2 separate regions of the Homo sapiens genome follow, and region 2 is linked to region 1. The links are chromatin loops, found by intact Hi-C in ENCODE. Cell type or tissue: IMR-90. All regions are shown on one strand. Each heading gives the region's core, and the rest is flanking DNA. Links, peaks and the distances in the headings are about the cores only.

Evidence for each region. Peaks named below come from ENCODE experiments on the same cell type or tissue, not always from the same donor. Only the 100,000 strongest peaks of a DNase experiment are listed, where the experiment ranks them.
Region 2: a loop joins it to region 1, with 1.8 times the contacts of the local background. A loop is called at or near these places in 1 of 110 quality-filtered maps.

The regions. Positions count from the first base shown.
Region 1 is chr17:40,200,760-40,203,564 of GRCh38, reverse strand. No RefSeq gene overlaps it. Among named protein-coding and RNA genes, the nearest start is that of MIR6867, 8.6 kb to the right of the region's middle. In IMR-90, for the core only: a CTCF peak has its summit at 1,583 (motif pointing left); a DNase peak (open chromatin) is centred at 1,574.
Region 2 is chr17:40,250,394-40,253,198 of GRCh38, reverse strand. All of the region lies in intron 1 of WIPF2 (WAS/WASL interacting protein family member 2), which reads right to left. Among named protein-coding and RNA genes, the nearest start is that of WIPF2, 32 kb to the right of the region's middle. In IMR-90, for the core only: no CTCF peak of the experiment used is centred there; a DNase peak (open chromatin) is centred at 1,468.

The sequences.
Region 1 (2,805 bases), core at 62-2,561:
AGGTGGTGGCGGTTCTGTATGTGCTCAGAAGTTATATTAAATATATGCTGAGAAGTTACATTAGAGCAAAATCTCATCAAAGTATGGGTGCGAAGATACATCTGGTTATAGATTACAGAGGCATAATCATTAATTCGTCACATTGTTTTACGTACAGGAAGAAGCAAAGGCCAGGATCACTGAACTTATCTTTTCGGAAATTGCAGTGACTTTGGCAAGAGACACAGGAAGCTGTGCCCTATCCTGCTTATCATTTTCAGGGCATTCTTCTGGGCTGGGGACTGTGCTCACACTGACTCAGGGGCTTTGTGAAATTCTGCTGCCAAGGGAATTGGTGAAATTCTGCTGGCAAGCAGAATTAACAAAAGTGGCTACTTAGGTTTGCTACTTTGTGTCACAATACCATACTTATGAGGGTGGTTGTCTCTGGAAAGAAAGAAAGAGGATGCAACTGGGGACAGGTACCAGGTTCAGCTGGAGGGTAGGGTTTCATTTCTTTTTCTTTTTTTCTTTTCTTTTTTTTTTTTTCAGACGGAGTCTCTCTCTGTTGCCCAGGCTGGAGTACAGTAGCACGAGCTTAGCTCGCTGCAACCTCCGCCTCCCAGGTTCAAGTGATTCTCCTGCCTCAGCCTCCCGAGTAGCTGGGACTACACACCTGGCTAATTTTTTTGTGTTTTTAGTAGAGACGGGGTTTCACTGTATTAGCCAGGATGGTCTCGATCTCCTGACCTCATGATCTGCCCACCTCGGCCTCCCAAAGTGCTGGGATTACAGAAGTGAGCCACGGCACCCGGCCAAGTTTTCATTTCCTAAGCTGGGAGGTGGAGACTCAAGTGCTCATTATATTAGTCTTTAAACTTTTTGTATGATTGAAATATTACACAACACATTTAAACATAATGTTTTTTCTTTTTTTCCCCAAATATTAGGATTCTTTTTTTTTTTTTTTAGACAGTCTCACTTTGTCACCTAGGCTGGAGTGCAATGGCTCAATCTCCACACACTGCAACCTCCACCTCCTGGGTTCAAGCAATTCTCATGCCTCAGCCTTCCGAGTAGCTGGGATTACAGGCATATGCCACTACACCTGGCTTTTTTTTTTTTTTTTTTAGTAGAGGTAAGGGTCTCACTATGTTGCCCAGGCTGGTCTCAAACTCCTGAGCTCAAGCAATCCTCCTGCCTCAGCCTCCCAAAGTGCTGGGATTACAGGCGTGAGCCACTGCACACGGCCTATTTATTTTTGAGACATGTTCTTGGTCTGTTTCCCAGGCTGGCGTGCAGTGGTGTGATCATAGCTCACTGCAGCCTCAAACTTCTAGGCTTAAGCGATCCTCCCACTAGGACTACAGAAGGAAAGTGTTTTTAAAAATGGAGACTTAAAAGGGTTTAAACGCTAAAGATGAAAGAGCTCATAGGGAGAGACTGAAGAAACAAGTTCTTCCGGTCAAATATGACTTATATCTGGGGATAGACCCTCTCAGAAGGATTCAAGATTACCCCAAGAAAGGCACTATCCTCCTCTGGGTTATGTAGCCTCCTCCCTCATCCCCAGGCAGGTTGAGAAAACAATCTTGGTGGTGACACCTAGTGGATTCAAAGGGCACTGCCTAAATTCTTCACTGCACGCAGCACACCTCATGAAGACACCTTATTTATTTATTTTTTGAGACAGAGTCTCGCTCTGTCACCCAGGCTGGAGTGCAGTGTTGGGATCTCGGCTCACTGCAACCTCCGCCTCCTGGGTTCAACTGATTCTCCTGCCTCAGCCTCCCGAGTATCTGGGACTACAGGTGACCGCCACCACACCCAACTAATTTTTGTATTTTTAGTAGAGGCAGGCTTTCACCATGTTGGCTAGGCTGGTCTTGAACTCCTGACCTCAAGTGATCTGCCTGCCTCAGCCTCCCAAAGTCCTGGGATTATAGGTGTGAGCCACCATGCCTGGCCAGGAAGGGAGAATTTTTTATTTTAAATCTGTTATTAAAAACAGTGGACTGTCAGAATCTGAATTGCTTTATGGTGTAATGTAGCTACGGTAACACTTAACAAATTTTACATGACCAACTCAACAAGCCAGATAGACACACTTGTATACCCACCCCCAGGTCACGATATGGAACATTTCTTTTATTTATTTATTTATTTATTCCTCACTCTGTTGCCCAGGCTGGAGTGCAGTGGCCCGATCTCAGCTCAGTGCAACCTCAGCTCACTGCAACCTCCACCTCCCGGGTTCAAGTGATTCTCCTGCCTCAGCCTCCCGCACCTCGACCTCCCAGAGTTCTGGGATTACAGGCGAGAGCCACCGCGCCTGGCCGATATGGAACATTTCTATCGCCCCACAGGGCTTCTTCATGCCCCTTCACGGTCAATACTTTCCCCTACCCTATTGAGTAGGCACTATTTTTACTTCTTTTTTTTTTTTTTTTTTTGAGACGGAGTCTTGTTCTGTCGCCCAGGCTGGAGTGCAGTGGCATGATCTCGGCTCACTGCAAGCTCCACCTCCCGGGTTCACGTCATTCTCCTGCTTCAGCCTCCCGAGTTGCTGGGACTACAGGCGCCCGCCACCAGACCCGGCTAATTTTTTTTGTGTTTTTAGTAGAGACGGGGTTTCACCGTGTTAGCCAGGATGGTCTCGATTTCCTGTCCTCGTGATTCGCCCGCCTCAGCCTCCCAAAGTGCTGGGATTACAGGCATGAGCCACCGTGCCCAGCCTATTTTTACTTCTATCCCCGTAGATTAATTTAGCCTGCTCTTGAACTTTTTTTTTTTTTTTTTGAGATGGAGTCTGGCTCTGTTGCCCAG
Region 2 (2,805 bases), core at 81-2,580, 50 kb before region 1:
CCCAGCTACTTGGGAGCCTGAGGCAGGAGAATGGCGTGAACCTGGGAGACGGAGCTTGCAGTAAGCCGAGATCACACCACTGCACTCCAGCCTGGGTGACAGAGTGAGACTCCATCTCAAAAAAAAAAAAAAAGTCCAGGCGCGGTGGCTAATGCCTGTAATCTTAGCACTCTGGGAGGCTGAGGCGGGCAGATCACCTGAGGCCAGGAGTTCGAGACCAGCCTGACCAACATGGAAGAAACCCCATCTCTACTAAAAATACAAAATTAGCCAGGCATGGTGGCACATGGGATTACAATCCCAGCTACTAGGGAGGCTGAGGCAGGAGAATCGCTTGAACCTGGAAGGCGGAGGTTGTGGTGAGCCGAGATCGCGCCATTGTACTCCAGCCTGGGCAACAAGAGCGAAACTCCATCTCAAAAAAAAAAACCAAACAAACCAGGGAAAATAACAGTTGATTCAGAAACAAACATTTTCAACTAATTCCAGTCACCAGAGGTCCTGCCTTTTTGAGGAGGTTTCTAGTTTTTTTTTTTTTTGAGACAGAGTCTCTGTTGCCTAGGCTGGAGTACAGTAACATCATCTCGGCTCGCTGCAACCTCTTCCTCCCAGGTTCAAGCGATTCTCCTGCCTCAACCTCCCAAACAGCTGGGACTACAGGCGCATGCCACCACACCCAGCTAATTTCTGTATTTTTAGTAGAGACGGGGTTTCACCAAGTTAGCCAGGCTGGTCTCAAACTCCTGACCTCAAATGATCCTCACGCCTCGGCCACCCAAAGTGCTGGGATTACAGGGGTGAGCCACCATGCCCGGCCTGGGTTTCTAGTTCTATCAGCCATTGGCCATTGCCATAATTGAAAGGATCTCCTAGAATGACCCAAAAAAGACTCAGACAAGTCCTTTACTCTTTCCATGTCCATAGGTGATCCAATCTCCGTGCTACAAGGTGAATAATGACCTAAAAGGAACAGCCTTATGCCTGTCAGTGTGCTCCACTTATTTAAGCAAAGCAGGAATTCTCTAGCATAGCAATTTTTTTTAAGCAATATATTACACAGTTAAAGATGCCTTCCTAAAATAGACTCAATTCAAACTCTAATTGAAAAACAGATTCATCAGTGGCGCTTGCCTATAATTGCAGCTATTCAGGGGGCCAAGAAGGGAGGATCACTTGAGCCTTTGTTTTTGGATCCAGCCTAGGCAACACAGCAAGACCCCTTAAAAAATTAAGTACATAAAAAAAGTTAAATCAAAGAAACACCATCTATATCAAGTGACTGACTTTAGTGTTGACTACCAACAGTGGCTCTCAAGCTTTCTTCTGGCTCCACAGGGATTGTATGCATGACACACTCCTATCAATGACATTTATTACATAATGATGTATTATCCTTCCCATTTTATGGTGAGGACACTGAAGTCCCAGGAGTGGGAGTGCCTACATGTACATGAGAAAAACTGACTCATCAAAGGGCAACTGCCCAAGATCACTCAGGAATAAAGTGCAGAGTTAGGCCTCATATCCAGGTCTCCTGACTTCTTCCTTTTCACTAATCACTATGGAGAAAACAAACAAAAAACTCCCCTGGAAATTAGTGTGGTTTAGCAATTTTCTATTTTTCCCCAAATGAAATTTAACTCATTCCAAATTTCTTAGTTATAGAATACAAACAGTTCTCTATATGTTTCCAAGAACAGCCCCATTTAGGTGAATTCAAATTAAAACAACTTTCCTTTCCCTGAAAAACTCCCAAAAGAAGCTTTTTGTTTACATCAAATTAGGACTGAGACTTATAATCGCTAATCCAATGCAGAGGGTCTGCTTTGAGAACTACTTTGAGTTAAAAAAAAAAAAAAATGAACCAAAACAATTCATAACATTTGACAACAGAAAGACAAATTTCACTAACCAACTGTGATTAATCAAAGGACAAATTTGAGCCTTCTGGAAGCACTGTCTATTGCAATACTAAGAATCTAATAGGCTGGACGCAGTGGCTCACGCCTGTAATCCCAGCACTTTGGGAGGCCGAGGAGGGCGGATCACAAGGTCAGGAGATTGAGACCATCCTGGCTAACACAGTGAAACCCCGTCTCTACTAAGAAACATAAAAAATTAGCTGGGCGTGGTGGCGGGCGCCTGTAGTCCCAGCTACTCGGGAGGCTGAGGCAGGAGAATAGCATGAACCCAGGAGGCGGAGCTGGCAGTGAGCCGAGATTGCGCCACTGCACTCCAGCCTAGGTGACAAAGCGAGACTCAAAAAAAAAAAAAAAAAAAAAAAGAATCTAATAGCTAACGTGTACTGGCACCATCATAGCTCACTGTAACCTCAAACTCCTGGGCTCCAGTGATCCTTCTGCCTCAGCCTCCCGAGAAGATAGGACTACAAGTGAGCACCACCACGTGCAGCTAAGAATCTAATGGTCTTGAGGTTAAACCTGAGATTAAATTTAGAAAAGAACAAGAAGGTTCTCTACAGAATTTTAAGTATTTCCTTTCTGATCTATTAAATTAGAACTACAAACCTCACCATCTGTGCTCTTCAGAGACCTTGACTTTCAGAAACATCTTGAGGCTGCCTCAAGTTCGGAAACACAGTAATTCTCATTCCTTTCTTAAGCCCTTCCATCTTAAAAACCAAGATAAAGGCCGGGTGTGGTGGCTCACGCCTGGAATCCCAGCACTTTGGGAGGCCGAGGTGGGCGGATCACAAGGTCAGGAGATAGAGACCATCTTGTCCAACACGGTGAAACCCTGTCTCTACTAAAAAAAAAAAAAAAATACAAAAATACAAAAAATTAG